Regions from separate parts of the Homo sapiens genome. Here region 2 is linked to region 1. The links are chromatin loops, found by intact Hi-C in ENCODE. Cell type or tissue: heart right ventricle. All regions are shown on one strand. Each heading gives the region's core, and the rest is flanking DNA. Links, peaks and the distances in the headings are about the cores only.

Region 1 (8,348 bases), core at 163-8,162:
AAAACAACTACAAGATTAATTTCATTCCATTTTTCTGGACTTACACATCCCAAAAGCAAGAAAAAAATGTCATTTTGGAAGTATAATAAATGCTACTTGTAAACAAGGCTAGAAAGGGTGGAGAATGAAATGAGATGGGGGGTGGGGAAACAAACCCTTTAGTTACAATATCTTAGGGAAATGAATCTACAATAAGACAAATTTCAAATCAAGTTGCTCCACTATACTGCATAAGCAGTTTAGAATCTTAAGCAGATGCAAAAAGAATAAAGCAAATGGGAGGAAAAAAAAGGCCGATAAAGTTTCTGGCTACAATACAAGAGACATATCATTACCATATGATCTAATGTGGGTGTCAGCCGGATTGTGTTCATTGAGGGAAACCTTATTTTTTAACTGTGCTATGGAGTAGAAGCAGGAGGTTTTCAACCTAGTCACAGAGCAGCACCTACCCCCTCCTCCTTTCCACACCTGCAAACTCTTTTACTTGGGCTGAATATTTAGTGTAATTACATCTCAGCTTTGAGGGCTCCTGTGGCAAATTCCCGGATTAAAAGGTATGGTTTTCAATAATTGTCCTGAACTCTGCTACAGACTAATAAAACTTCGGTCAAGTTGCGAGCAAAAGGGATTATTTGGTGAGAAAAAGAAAAGGAAAAAAAAAACTGTTAAACTTTTATAGTTTTTATGCAACATTTTAAACAAGTATTATTTGAAAACAGAAGTTAAATATTTGATAAAATGATTGAATGCATTGTTTTATTTCTTTCTCTTCTGTTTTTGCAAAGATGCTTCTTAAAAAACTGTAACCTAACACCATGACTCTCTATATTAATGTTTTTGTGTTTGTATTAATGAATGTTTAGCTCTTCAAGAGATGGTAACCGAAAAGTATTCTGAAGTAGCATATCTGTAATTGACCTATATATTTAAAAAATGTATTTTTCTCCTGAATTTTTGATTGCTTTAAGGACTTTTAAAAGCCCAGAAGAACTGAACTCTGGTGATTAGCTGAAAATACCTAATGTATATTTCTTCAACCCCAGAAATGAACAGAAATTATCACCAGAGAAGTGAAAATAAACATTGAAAATATTTATGTTATTAAATGCCTAAGATACTAAAAACGCTGTATAATTTCTTAAATGTAAAGTGTCCCAGTCAGTATCTTCACTGCAAGTGAAATTTTAAGATACATTCACTATAAAATGAGGATGTGGGTTAATTTTCTAATTTTAAAACAGGGTAACACAGTGACCACTGATTAAGTGGGCTCCCAGTGATGTAAATACCTGTGGCTTTTTTTTTTCCTGTTGCTGTTTCTAACCAGAAAAGAGCCAAATGCCTCCTATAGTAACCCTTGTTTGTGGATAAATGCCGCCTTTATTCTTTATTTTAAAATTACATATATTATAATTGAAGTTTTTAATCATCTAGTGCTGTAGGATTTTAATTTTGTTTTGCATTTATAGCTTCACTTATCTCTTGAGGGTTAAATTTTGACTTTGAAAGTGACACCAGAGGCATAGATAACATAATGCAAATGTTGATCTGGATGACATACTTCATTTAATGGGCTTAACTAGTTTTAGGAACCAGAAATTATTATTTTTGGTAAAACATTTGTAAACTATGGCAACTAGCTTCAGTGGAGTAGTGATATTACATTAGTAATTAGCATCTTGGACATTGTCATGCATTTTTAGACTACTTAAAACAGTTTCAGTATAATTTAAACAGCATATCATCTCAATAACAATCTCTTTGGTTACTACTTGGACAGCTGCTCTTTGCTCTTTATATTTCTGATTAATTAAGGAAAGAAGGAAATGACGAAAGGAATTATCAGTATTGACAGCCCACATTAAATGTTTTAAGATGCTGGGTCTTGAAGTACCATGACACTAATTTAAAACAGATGATTTTATGGAAGATTTTGCACAAAGTTTCTGGACATGCAATTATTTTTTCACAGTACAGTCAGGGTTAAATGCACACACACACATACACTCTCTCTCTGTCACACACACATGAACACACACACATACATTCTCTCTCTCTCACACACACACACACACGAGCAAATGAAAATGAAATAAAGGTCGGTGATTGAAGTTATAAGCTGCCTGTCTATATTCAGCTTCAATCAAAAAGAATATTGTTTGGAGAATTTGTACCATTTTAACAGGAGTAAACAAACATAAATTATAATACTATTTCTCTCAGCTAATACTCAACATTTTCTTTTTGTGGGTTGTTAGTGAAACAACCAGGCATGTTCTGCTCTGGAGAAAAGATTTCAAAGTGACATCTGCATTAACTGTCGTTGCTATTTATTAAATCTGCAATGACTTTGCTTCATTTTTCTTTTAAACTTGTAAGACATTAAATATGCAAGGCTAGCAAGCTTGTGGTAAACCATAAACATTGCATTTTTAATGGGAAACAGATACAAAACCACTCCCTCAGATACAATCCAAAGGAACAGGCTGCCAAAACAAAAGTCTTCTCTTAAAGGGATACTCAGTAACTGAATGAGAGTGGGCTGCTAGAAGAAGCTTAATGTTGAACTTAAAGTGGCAGTGTGAATAATAATCTTTATGATATTTTGTTAAATGAAAAGCCACAAGCCTGTATTCAACATGTGCTGCCTTAGACACATATCAGTAGTAAATATAAACTAAGAACAAACATGTAAGAAACTGAAAAACATTTGTTTCTTCTCTAGAGAATCTAGGCAAAAATTCCCAGAAGATACCTTAAGGTTAGATCATACAAAGATCTTTCTTTTCTCTTCTCTTCTTTCTTTCTCTCTCTCTCTCTCTTTCTTTCACTTTCTTCCTTTCTTTCTTTTTCTCTTTCTTTCTTTCCTTTTCTTTCTTCCTTCTTTCTTTCTTTCTTCCTTCCTTCTTTCTTTCTTCTTTTTTTTAATATGCTACAATTGGATAATGACTCAAAACAGCTGTAAGATTCTACTTACGAACGTACAGCTTTAATATGGATTCGTCTAAGTGTACAATTCAAGGTAGAGATGATGGGACTAAATATCTGCTATGATGGGACTAAATATCTACTATGTTTTGGAGATATCAGAATGGTTTCAATGCAATTTAAAAAATATTTCATCTCCCAAATGACTTTGCTGCTATATAATCAAGTACTTTTGTTATTCAGATTTATTACGATTTTGTCACTCAGATTTATTTAGTGCACTTCAGTTGATTTAACAACATAGATTCGTGCTTGTGGAATGAATGGATAAATATGGAATACATTTATCAAAACAATACTTGTTTTTTTACAAAATGCCCTGTTAGCAAAATGAGATCATATATACATCACATAAAAATCAGAATTTTCCATATGTGTTTATTAGCTTATTAAACATAATGTTTGAGAAACTAGGAAATTGATTTATTTTTTAAAGCCGATCTTGCTTATACCAAGTTGAGGTTTTCAATCTGCTTTTTTTATATCAGAAATTCGATACTGAAAAAAAGCTAATTTTGTGTTTTAAAAAATCAGACTGATTGCTTGGAACAAATGGAATAAATCGTCTTGTCAATAAAGTGATGGTCAATTGAGTCATTTGTGTGCAAAATATTGTGCAAGGCCCGGGTACAGAACAAGGAATAATAAGACACGCCCTGAAGGAGTACATCGTCTAGTGAGGGACAGACCAAGCACGCAAAACAAATTGCAATATAATGTGATAAGTTCTTTAAAAGAGGTAAGAGCAACGTGCTTTGGGAGCAGAGAAGAGGGAGAAAGCAGCATCTTGCCTGGATGAGCCAGGGGACACAGAAGAGAAGCCCACTATCTCATTTAATCTTTACAACTCTCTTGCAAGGTCGGTATTCTACATGGCAAGTAGCTTTGATTGTCAGGGTTCAGGTGAGGACTGGGAATGGAGTGACAATGAAAAGGAATGTGGCTAGAGCTATTAATTCATACCAATTTATGAGTGGTCTGACATACAGCACAGGGACTGTGGACAGTATTGATAAGCCATAGGAAGTTAATAAATGGTTTATAGTAGAAATTAATAAGACAAAATTGAATTTTTAGACGATGACTCAGGCAGCAAAATGGAAGATGGACTGAAATAGAGGAAATATGCAAGGCAGAGATGAATTAGAAGCTCTTGTAGTAGTTTAGGGAGAGATGAGAAGGGCCTGGATCAAAATAATTGTGGTAGGATGGAGAGATGTGACTGGCTTCCAGAGATATTTCTGAAGCAGAAATTGGAGATCTCCTATGTGGATAGAGATAATTTTATCTGACCATGTGTTAAGTGAGCATTGAAAAGCCCAACATGATTTATTACCATGACAATTTTGCAAATGATTTGGATATATAGTATATCATCTTAGTTTAGACCCAAAATTCAAACAAGCAGATTTAAATAATACTCAGATTTCTCATCCTAAGTAAATAGCTGTGCAAATGATACTATAATGTACCTGATTGTCTTTCAATACATTTTTAATGCTCTGCTTCCTGATAACAAATGAAATATTATTTTGCATCTTTTCTCTGTGCTCACTGTATTGTGGCATATTATATAAGAAACGACACACAGATTAGGCAGTGCTACTCTTCTTAAATCTCTCATTTGTTTCCTAGGTTCCCTGGTTGTGAAAATACATGAGATAAATCATGAAGGCCACTATCATCCTCCTTCTGCTTGCACAAGTTTCCTGGGCTGGACCGTTTCAACAGAGAGGCTTATTTGACTTTATGCTAGAAGATGAGGCTTCTGGGATAGGCCCAGAAGTTCCTGATGACCGCGACTTCGAGCCCTCCCTAGGCCCAGTGTGCCCCTTCCGCTGTCAATGCCATCTTCGAGTGGTCCAGTGTTCTGATTTGGGTGAGTGGGATGCAGTTTCTCTTTACCTACCTTACTTGTTTTATTCTTGGGAATGGCAACTCTGAGAGTTTAGCATTTTCAGTTTTAATCTCTCTAAATTTGAGAGACAGTGCCACCTAATGAGGAGTAAAGGAAGCAGAACAGGATAGAAAGAAAAGTAGCGTTGTTGTTCTCTCTTTCTCTCTCTCTCTCCCTCTCTGTCCCTCTTCCTTTTTTCCTCCATTACTTTGCAATCTTGGACAAATCATTTTTAAAAATATTTCTGAGCTTTATATCCCTTCTTCTACAAAATAAAATTTTGAATTAAAAAAGTCTTATGTTCTAAAATTTCAGAGTAATGGTTTAATCTTAATTCTATAATATGCTTTTATAAAATATTAGATATTAAGAAAATCAGGTCAGTCTCTCTACTATTCACTTAGCCCAGACAACAGAGTTTCAACATTACTAAATTGTAAAATAATCAGTTATCAAAAGCAAAACACATCAAATTTTATGACAAAATCTTATCTTTCAAGTATCAAAATACTCCCTTAATCTCTGAGTCTTAGTTTTGTCTTTACTTTTGACATTTTGTAATCCAGCTGCTTATATTCTTTAGAAAGTTTCAAAGGAAATATTTATCACTAAGGTATGGTGTAAATATTCAATATAATTGTGTTACATATATCTTTAGCCTAACACCCTAAAGACAGTTTGATTTATCATCTTTTCAGAAAAATTTGGTCTGGAAATTCCAAGAGCATTACACTTAGAAGATAAATCTCCAGAAAGATTGAAGCTCAGTGGATGGGCCAAAGGGGAATGAACTCAGTTTACATGGCAGCTCATTCACATTCCTCCTTTTGAAGGGGTGTATTTTCTTACTGGAGATGAAAAGAAAAAAAAATCTTTATATCATGATTCCGCCATGTGTACTTCCTTCTGGAAGAAATTCCATACTATGATCAGGCACTTCTTTCAGAAGTCCTATATTTACTCAGAACATGCTTTCTAGCAGTAGTTTGCAGAAGAAAAATGCAACTTCTACAATTGGAATAAACTGCCTATAGGAACCCAGAAAAAATATAAAGTATATTCAGTAGTAACGACTGAAAAACACTTGAAATAGCTTCTTCAACACATATATTGTATAGCTATTTAAAACCCAAATACAAATGTTATATGAAGACTTTCAAAAGGCCGCAGGATAATTCCAATGGATCTATTTGTTCAGTCATTCAGAAGCTATATCGGGAACCCATCATGGATGAGCTCTGCTCTAGGCATGGGGAGAAAGGATGAGGAAGACAAATATGGCCCTAGTTCTTGTGGATCTTATGTTCTAGTGGTGGTGACTATTACTTTTTGAATTGTGTATTTGCCACAGGGGAGATTGGATTACTCTTCAGAAATTTTATAAGCATCTAGAGATGACCTGCATTATTGCCTTGGGCAGGAAAATAACAGGGTTGAAAAAAATCTGAACAAAGAAATCACCATTTGATGGATATACACAGGATAATCTTTTCTGAAGTTACTAAAATGGCGAAGTTCCCAAAAAATGTAATGCGAATTAAATTTCACTTTGCCTCTGAGAAAAAGTTAAAAGAATTTATTATTACTCTCGCTACATGTATTATCAAAAATGAAGGGTTGATATTTTTAAGGAAAGAAGAGTTGGCCAGTCACTTTAGTGAAGTTTTATTTTTTCGTAAATATAGTTTGCCTTTGCTTCCATGAAAAAATAGCTCATAAACCTTGACCCTGATGAAAGCACTGGGCCAGTTTTCCAATTCTCTGTTATGTAAAAAGGCATAAGTCAATTGTTCAAAGTGAAACAACAACAACAACAACAAAATGTAGTCTTAGGAAGCAGCAAGTTCACTGACTTGGGATCTTTATGACAGTTTTGTTGTTGCCATTGATATTGTTTTGTTTATTTTTTGTTTTCAGATGAGAAAGTTTTCTACATGTTATCTTTTTTCTAGGAGCTCAAAGTGTACATCATTCCTTTATTATAGCTAGGTTTACTGACTCATATACTAAGGAAGTAGCTAAAATTATAAAAATAATTTGTTTTTAAAACCATATTTAACTAAGGGAACTAAGTAAGTTCCAATGAGCAGTGGTCTCATGCAAGGTATTTTCAATATTTTAAAATTTACAGATGAATATTTAAATATATTATAAAAGTTTTAATCAGCTATCTCTAAGAAAATACATTTCTTAAAGGGAAATGAAATTCACTTGACTTTAAATAAAACAAATGAACTCATTTCATGTTTTTAACTATTATCTAACTCTTCCTTACTTTATGATGCTGGCAAGCTGTTGAGAGCCTTGACATCTCCATCTGCAGAAAAATCACAGTCTTAGAAATCCTATTAATCGTGTGAGGTACCTGGGTCATAGTAGCAGCTTCATGCAGTGTTAAAATTATATGATGATTATATGCAGTAACAGATGAAGAAAAAAAGAAAGAAAGCAGGAGAAATGCACCACCTCATTCATTGTAAATGCAGTATAGTTGATTTTTTAATTTGTTTTATGTCCTCTAGTGATCTAAGCATGAAGCTTGAATTATTATAATAAAGAAAATAAATGCAATGCAGTTGGGGATGGCAAATGTTAATGCTTATCTGTATCAAAGACTAACACTGTCTTCAGGATTATCCTTGGTGGATTATCCTTGGCAGACACTTAATGAGCAGAGAGAAGCTACAATGTTGAAGGACAAAAGTCCTTTGTCATCTTATTATCGAAATAATGTTTAATACAAATAAACTTTTTAAATTAAAATGTTTGACTACTTTTTACCACTAAGAAATATTCTTGGCAAAGTTAAACAACATCAAAATTTTAAACAATTCTTTCAAAGCTAAGAAGTAAAAACCTATGAAATTAAAATTATGTAATTACTCTGCAGGATAATTTGATGCCTCTGGAAAAATGCATGGACTGTTTTAGTCCCTAATTCTAATTTATCACAGTAGTATTAACACGTGCTTTTTTTTTTTTTTAAGAGGATGAGGGATTGAGACAGTAAACATGAATTCCTCATAGATATTGGCCAAGTTGTTTCATTGAACTTGTTGCAACTTACCTTGTAATTGGAACCACAATTTTATGAGACCCATATCTTGTCTTCTTTTATCTATCATGTTAAGAAATAAACCAGTTCCCTCTTAATTATAGCATTTATTTCAAAAAGCAATGTTAAAAATAAATGTAGAGTTAGCAAATTCAGAAGTCTTTCAGTTACTTTATAATAATAAATCCACAATGTAACTCATTCTTCTAAAAATCAAAAAAATTTAAAACGTTCTGATTTTGATGGGATTTTCTATTTTATATGCTTGGCATCCTGAAGAAGACAGCTTCCCTTACTTAGGTACTCTTTGGCTTAGCCATTCATCTTTGGATCAAGTGTCACCAGGTAGTATAATTTGGTATGGACTTAACACCTCATTACTGAAATGCAAATCAGTCCTGACAA
Region 2 (8,348 bases), core at 97-8,096, 150 kb before region 1:
AAATAGAGTGAGTTGGCAATATAATTAAAAGTGCTGTATATCAAAGTCTACAACACGGAGATGTGGGGACTGTTTATATTTTATTTTGGGCCCAATCTATATGACTTCAACATTTTTTATTGTAGTCTCTTAGGATTGGAACTGAAGTTTAATATCCACTATTCTAAATGACCAGCCATATCAATGGCAAGGTCAATAAGGAGTAAGATTAATACTTCCAAATATCTGCTTACAGAACCACTTTGAAAGAAAGTGCTTAACCAAACTGAGCCTTCTACCCTATCCCGAACCCCCTGCAGCTGCCATCATTTCAGAATAGAGAGCCACCCAACATAACAGAAAAAAAAACTTCAGCTTATCTTAAAATGAAGAACAACAATAGCAGATAGATTCTAAAGCTCTCTTAAATTTTAAAAAATTTGTTTTGTATTTGATATTCAGTGTATGATCTAAAGACAGGAATAAAACAAACAAACACACACACACACACACACACACACACACACATATTCATTCTGAAAGCTACAAACTAGACTACTGAAACAGAAGCTCCTTAGTGTGGAAACTTGGGGTTCACATTTAATAGAATCCCTCCATACAACTATTATGAACAGGATAGTTGAGAACCACTGGTTTGTACACTTTGAAGACTGTTCCTAAAAGTAATGGCCTCAAAATATAGTGCAATGAACAAAACAAAATAAAAAGAAGTAGCACAGGTAGGGGCAAATTCAGTTTATATGGCTTGAAGCTATAAATATTGAGGCTCTCTTTATGAAATAAAATAAAAAACTACAAATACAACATTAGATACAGTGTCTTTTGAGAAAATCTACTTCTGAGGCATGAACATTGAAGATAGCTTTGTTTATTACCAGCCTGGACTTGTTTCTGGGCTTTTCTGAGTTGAGAATAATGACTTCCTTCAGCTGCCAATTTCAAATGAGTTCAGTCCCTTATAAAACAGTGAAACACCCCACAGCTATAGGGGTATCATCCTCTTCACCTCTGACTACCTAGTGCATATGCAGTCCTGTGAAATGAATAGAGAAAACTGGACAAGATATTGAGATAGTAGGACAAGTATGCTTGCTGGCATCCTCTACTTTGCTCCAGCCTTTGCGGAGAAATCCAACACTCATTCACACACACGCAAGCTTTAATGAACATTTGTTGAATAAATAACTAAATGATGAATGAATGAATGAATGAGTGAATGGATGAATGAAAGCTGCTATCATAAAATACCTTGGTTGTATAGAATCTTAGAAGTGACTTGCTCTTTTGAGAACTTTAAATTTATTTACTGTATGTTAGGAAAAATATAATTAATTAAGCTGGGTGGAGTTTATGGCTAAGGACCTACTAGAGGAAGTGCCTTTTTGCAAAGCTTTGGAAGGAAGGAATGTGTGTTTATTGAAAAGTAACGATAAGGTTTCTGACTAGAAAACTGGGGCTTCAGGGGCTCTACAACTTCCCAAGATCACAGGTTCTTGGATATTGAATATTACACAAGATGTTAGAAATAAGATTCAAATCTCAAACTCTCTTATTTTATACCGGTTTTTTTTATTATATAATTTTAAGAATTAAAATATTTTTTCTATTTTGTAAAATTATGTGAAGACAAGTAACCTGTGTATTTTAATATTTTCCCCTTTGATAATATAATTTTTAATTTTATGCATTTATTTGTAAAATGTTTTACTAAGATCAAAAAGGGCTACATTTCCTGGTAACAGCCACAAGATTGTCTAAATCCTACCCTTCCTGCCCACAGTGTGAAAAATACGAGAACCCTAAATTATGCACATATACACATACATCATGCACACATGCAGTCATATATATGTATATATGTATATATGTGTATATATATACACTTGTACATATATCCAGTCATTTTCTAAAAAGCAGAACAAGGAATTTCAAAATAGATTTTAAATGTCACGTTTAGATGTTTGCTTATTCCACTATTTAAACATATGCAGGCCAGTACATAAAAATTAGCTACAAATTAGACCAATTTTTAAACTGAGCTGAAAACAACTGGGAACATTATGGGTACATAGGTTAAATAAGTAATTTATGCTTATTTTGTTTTTTTATCATGCCCTGTGTTAATTTTAATTAAACATATATCATGGCCAGGTGCAGTGGCTCACGCCTGTAATCTCAGCACTTTGGGAGGCCAAGACAGGTGCATCACCTGAGGTCAGGAGTTCGAGACCAGCCTGGCCAACATGGTGAAACCCTGTCTCTACCAAAAAAAAAACAAAACTTAGTTGGGCATGGTGGCACATGCTGTAATCCCAGCTCCTCGGGAAGCTGAGGCAGGAGAATTGCTGGAACCCAGGAGGCGGAGGTTGCAGTGAGCCGAAATTGCGCCACTGCACTCCAGCCTGGGCGACAGAGTGAGACTTCATCTCAAAAAAACAAACAACAAAATTTAATTAAACATAAATCAAAATAAACAAGGAATTAGCGGAAGTTACAGGTTAGATAAAGTGAGTTTAACAAATAATTATGAGTAGCTTTTTTCTTATTTTCTGCAGGGCACCATTATAAACTGGCAGTCCTGAAGGACCTTGTCTTAGAGTTGCTTATGGGAATAAAAATGCTTTATTGTGTGTGTTTGTATGTTTCTAAAGGAAAAAAGATCTATCCCCTTTTCTTGACTGGAAAAACCTGGGTTTAAGCCAACCTGATTTTACTCTATAAATATTTAAATCTCCTTTCTTTTCTCTAGTCATTTCTGATAATTCCTCTACTTTATACTGATAGTGTGGTAGACTCTGAAGACACATGTCGTAGGTGCATCTGGTGGTGACCGGGGTGCAATTTAAATTCACAAGAGCAACCCCAAATGGAGTGGGCGAGTGGCCAAATTACAAAGTTCTATGCATCCATAGGAATACACCAGATAATTAGGGATTCTAATTAGAAAAGTAATATATTATTATGGAATGAGCTCCAGGCTTCTGGAAGCTCATTTAAAATGTTAAGTTTCTTTGGAAGGTCTTTATGTTTTCTTTTCATTTGAAGACCCAAATTCCTTTTGCAAAAATCAGTTTTAACTTAAAACCTTTAACATGTCTGCCTTTAATTAATTTTCAGGGTTCAAGGACTGTACATTGTAGGTTTATCCTATCAATTTGATTCTCAAATCCTGGTAGATGTCCCCAAAAGAAGAAAAGAAAAAGCATAAAACTCCATACTCAAAAGTGCCCATTAGTCAGCTTTCACCATGCCAAGTTGTCAAGCGATATCACAGTTATGATCTTTAAAGCATTCAAAAAAAGCTGGAGAACTTTGTGTGAAGAGCTGGATTTTATGGCTTTTGTGTGTGCCAAAGGGATTGTCCAACAGAAAGTACCCTGGAAAGCCTAATTATTACTCCACATATAGTACGTGGCATTATAAGCTATTTTGAGGTTTTTGGAAAGGGAGAGCTATGAGTGACAACCACAGCAGGGCGTGCTGAGGAATTTAAACCCAACTCTATCATCTCCCTGTTGGCAGAACATAAAACACATAATGCTGTTTTAGTAATCAATCTTTCATGTATTTATTTTAAGGAAAAATAATTTCATTAAAACTTACAGAGTGGGAAAAGGAGTGATATAAAAGTCAACACAGTACATTTATATTCAATGAGAATTATTTTTTAAAACATTATGGCTGCTATTTACAAGGGTGGCGTTCGTTTTATACTTAAAATCACAGCAGCTTTTGTAACACTTTTTTTAGGAAATAATGAAAAATCTGATTTGGATTACGACTCAAGTTGAATATTTTTAAGAACTCTTTAATTCTTATACATGTCAGTTGTATAAACAAAATAATGTTGGGAGAATGAACTCAGAAACTTAGAAGCTATCAGTCATTTTTCAGATTTGCCTCTATGCTTTGTTATTCTATTATGTTTGAAAGGGTCTTCAGACAGAGATGAGAATTTAAAGACAATAAATGAAGAGCATTGTTTTATGATTGTGACTTCAATATGCAAGTCTAGTGAGAACTATCTCTAAGTCAGATTTGTGGATATGTCAGTACTGTTTAAAATGAAATTCAGCTGTCTCCCCTCTCCATCCTGGAAGCATTTTATACGTCAGCATTGTCTACTGTTTAGTTGCAGAATATTTTGCTCAGTGGTCATTATAACTTTGGAGGGCACGCCTTAATGCCTAACATGTGTAAAAGGTATTTACCTATAGTAACCAGTAATTTTACTTACATTTTCTCCCAAGCATTGTGGAATCTCAAAAGCCTTCGACTCTACGCTTCAAGTCCAAAAAAACTAAGCAGATTTGTGATACCACTTCTTTTTCATGGTTCTAGATAAAACAAGTAAGAATTTTCTTTCTAGTAAAATAAATGGATTTGCTTCTCTGGTTTTCTACTCTAAGTACTAAGAAAAAGGGAGGTACAATACTTAAAGTTAAGGATTATTGTAACTAGGATAGAATAAATAGAAACAATTAATTTTCCCCGTAGATCTATATCCATGACCAAGGATAAATGAAAACTGTGACATTAGGATTTGAGACAGTGTTTTGCTATTTTGTGGTTATTTCAGACTTACTGTTTTAAAGCAAAATCAACTTATTACCATTTTGAAAATGAGAAAAACCAAATCCAAGTTTTGATTCAGACTTTACTAATAGTTCTATGTCACATGATTAATAAACCTCTGGGGGATATAACTTTTAAATATTATAATAAAAATAAATGATATTTGGCTTTTTGTTTTTCCCTTTGAGGGTGAAATAGAGCTAATGGTCTTTGAATCTGACCTCTTTGCTGCTATTCCCATTTTTTCCAAAAGGTGGCGCATGTGTAATCTTTTTCTTTATCAGGGTGCAAAGAACCTGGGGAGCCAGAGGGACCTGAGTGAATTTTCAGAATTGTTTTTCTTCAACAAACTCAAGGTGGCCACATCAGAAATCTGCATTTCTGCAATGGCAGTTTCTTTATGCTCAAAGAACCCTTCAAATAAGAATTAATCTGATTTTGTGAAAGAAAAACATGCTTCCTATGCTTCCCATCTTAGTTTGGTTTAAACTTTGGAGTTCTTTTTGCCAAGTTTATTTTATAATGTTTTTCTTCCTTTCTGATCTTAGACTAAAGTTCTATTTTTTTAAAGATAACCTTGACTCATGTGGAGTTGTCCTTCTTAATTAGAATTCATAAGCAACACACAAGTATGTCTGGACTCTGTCTAAACAAAGCTCTTTGACAGCACAAATGCAGAAGGATAAATCTATCAGACAGGAGAAATCTTTTGAACTATGGGCAGATAAGAGGGAGTCAGAAGTACAGAGGGAAAGGAAAACATGTTGGAGAGATTCTGATGATGAGACAGGAATTCACAGATGAGACCTAAAATCAAACACACAGTTTTTCCCAGCAATTCACTTAAATGTGCTTCCAAACTCTGTAGCTGAAAGAAAAATTTAAATATGATCTAACGAAGTCCAACCACTTCACTTTACAGATGAGGAAACCAAGTCCCAAAAGATGAAGCCATGTATTTAGTGAAACACAACTGAATTCTGTTCTGTTTCTGGTGAAATAATACAAGAATCTGTCAAAGAGGTGTGTTAAGTCACAAGTTGCAGAAAGCAAGACTTAATAGTTTTGAAAATTGTAGTCTTTTAAATCATGATTCTTTTTTATTTAGGCTTGTATTATTTTGGTCACTATGCTGTTTTAGACACTCTCCTCTGCTCCACAGATGAATATGGTCATTCATTAGCCATTAAGTTGTAGATCTGTGCTGTCCAATGCAGTAGCCATTGGCCACTTGAGTATTTCATTGAATTTTAAACTAATTTAAATGAAATGAAATGAAAAATTTAGTTCATCCATTGCACTAGCCGTATTTCAAGTGCTTAGCAGTTGCATGTAGCTAGTGGCTGCTATTTAAACAGGGCACATATACAGGCATAATTGTACTTCACTTTATTGTGCTTTGCAGATATCGCATGTTTCACAAATTGAAAGTTTGTGGCAACTCTGCATGGAGCAAGTCTATTGGTGCCATTTTCCAACAACATGTGCTCACTTCGTGTCTCTGTGTCCCATTTTGGTGATTCTCACAATATTTCAGACTTGTTATTTCTGTTATGGTGAACTGTGATCAGTGATCTTTGATGTTACTGTTGTAATTATTTTGGAGTGCCATGAACCACACTCATATAAAACAGTGAACTTAATAGTAAATATTGTGTGTGTTACGATAGCTCCACCAACTGACCCTTCCTTCATCTTTCTTCCTCTCCTTAATTTATCTCCCTCTCCTTGGGCCCCCCATTTTCTGAGACACAACAATATTGAAATTAGGCCAACTAATAACTCTAAAATGGCCTCTAAAATGATCAAGTGAAAGGAAGAGTCACATGTCTCTCACTTTTAATCAAGAGCTAGAAATGATTAAGCTTAGTGAGGAGGGCATGTTGAAAGCCAAGACAGGCTGAAAGCTAGGCCTCTTGTGCCGAATAGTTAGCCCAATTGTGAATGCAAAAGAAAAGTTCTTAAAGAAGATTAAAAGTGCTACTCCAGGTCAGGTGTGGTGGCTCACCCCTGTAATTCTAGCACTTTGGGAGGCCGAGGTGGGTGGATTGCTGAGCTCAGAAGTTCAAGACCAGCCTGGGCAAAATGCTGAAACCCCACCTCTACTAAAATACAAAAAAATTAGCTGGGTGTGGCAGCGTGCACCTGCAATCCTAGTTACTTGGGAGACTGAAGCAGGAGAATTGCTTGAACCTGAGAGGCGGATGTTGCAGTGAGTCGAGATTGCGCCATTGCACTCCAGCCTTGGGGACAGAGTGAGACTCTGTCTCAAAAAGAAACAATCCATCAATCAATAAAAGTGCTACACACACATGTATACATATGTAACTAACCTGCACATTGTGCACATGTACCCTAAAACTTAAAGTATAATAATAATAAAATAAAAAAAAGAAAAAGAAGCTAGAAGAAAAAAAAAAGGTGCTACTCCAGTGAACACAGAAATACGAGAAAGTGAAACAGCCTTATTGCTAGTATGGGAAAGATTTTAGTGGTCTGGATAGAAGATTAAACCAGCCACATCATTCCCTTAGACAAAAGCCTAATCTAGAGCAAGGCCCAAACTCTCTTCAATTCTATGAAGGCTGAGAGAGGTAAGGAAGTTGCAGAAGAAAAGTTTGAGGCTAGCAGAGGTTGGTTCATGAGGCTTAAGGAAAGCAACCATCTCCATAACATAAAAGTACAAAGTGAAGCCACGGTGCCAAAGCAAGTTATCCAGAAGATCAAGCTAAAATAATCCATGAAGGTGACTACGTTAAACAACAGATTCTCAATGAAGATGAATGTCTTCTATTGGAAGAAATGCTGTATAGGACTTGCATACCAAGAGAGGAGAAGTCAATGCCTGGTTCAAATCTACGAGGGACAGGCTTACTCTCTTGTTAGGGGTTAGTGCATCTTGTGATTTTAATTTGAAGCCAATGCTAATTTGCCATTCCAAAAATCTTTGGGCCCTTAAGAATTATGTTAAATTGGCTCTGCCTGTGTTCTGTAAATGCAACAACACAGCCTGGATGGCAGTACACCTGTTTACAGCATGGTTTACTGAATATTTAATCCCACTTTTGAGATCTATTGCTCAGTAAAAAAGATTCATTTAAAAATATTACCGTTCATTGACAATGCACCTAGTTACTCAAGAGCTCTGTTGAAGATGTACAAGGAGATTGATGTTGTTTTTATTCCTGCTAACACAACATTCATTCTGCAGCTTATGGATCAAGGAGTAATTTTGATTTTCAAGTCTTGTCATTTAAGAAACACATTTTGTAAGGCCATCAATGCCATTAACTGATTCCTCTGATGGATCTGGGAAAAATAAATTGAAAACCTTCTGGAAAGGACTTATCATTCTAGATACCATCCATAACATTCATAATTCAAAATGTCAAGATTAACAGGAGTTTATTCATCCATCCGTCATAGATGACTTTGAGAAGTGCAAGATTTCACTGGAGGAAGTTAACTAGAGATTAGGATTAGAAGTAGAGCCTGAAGATGTGACTGAATTGCTGCAATCTCATAATAAAACTAACAAATGAGAAGTTACTTTTTGTAGATGTTCAAAGAAAGTGGTTTCTTGAGATGGAATCTACTCCTGGTGAGGTTGCTATGAATGTTGTTGAACAGAGGACTTAGAATATTGCATAAACTTAATTGATAAAGCAGCAGCAGGGTTTGAGAATATTGACTCCAGTTTTGAAATAGTTCCACTGTGGGTAAAATGCTGCCAAACTGCATCACATGCTAGATAAATCTTTTGGGACACGAAG

What was found. A loop is a pair of places that touch in the nucleus more often than their neighbours do. Peaks named below come from ENCODE experiments on the same cell type or tissue, not always from the same donor. Only the 100,000 strongest peaks of a DNase experiment are listed, where the experiment ranks them.
Region 2: it touches region 1 in a loop (18-fold over the local background); 78 of 110 quality-filtered maps call a loop at or near these places.

Annotation. Positions count from the first base shown.
Region 1 is chr12:91,174,864-91,183,211 of GRCh38, reverse strand. It overlaps DCN (decorin), which reads left to right and starts at 395. Exons shown (of 8, transcript NM_001920.5): 1 at 395-557; 2 at 4,627-4,870. The coding sequence starts at 4,660. In heart right ventricle, for the core only: CTCF peaks have their summits at 4,788 and 4,989; a DNase peak (open chromatin) is centred at 4,816; H3K4me3 peaks cover 8,000 bases; H3K27ac peaks cover 8,000 bases.
Region 2 is chr12:91,323,110-91,331,457 of GRCh38, reverse strand. LINC02823 (long intergenic non-protein coding RNA 2823) reads right to left here and starts at 4,532. Exons shown (of 4, transcript NR_183611.1): 1 at 4,238-4,532. The region is part of intron 8 of LOC105369896 (a long non-coding RNA gene); the gene reads left to right. In heart right ventricle, for the core only: CTCF peaks have their summits at 4,619 and 4,822 (motif pointing right); a DNase peak (open chromatin) is centred at 4,857; H3K4me3 peaks cover 1,090 bases; H3K27ac peaks cover 4,303 bases.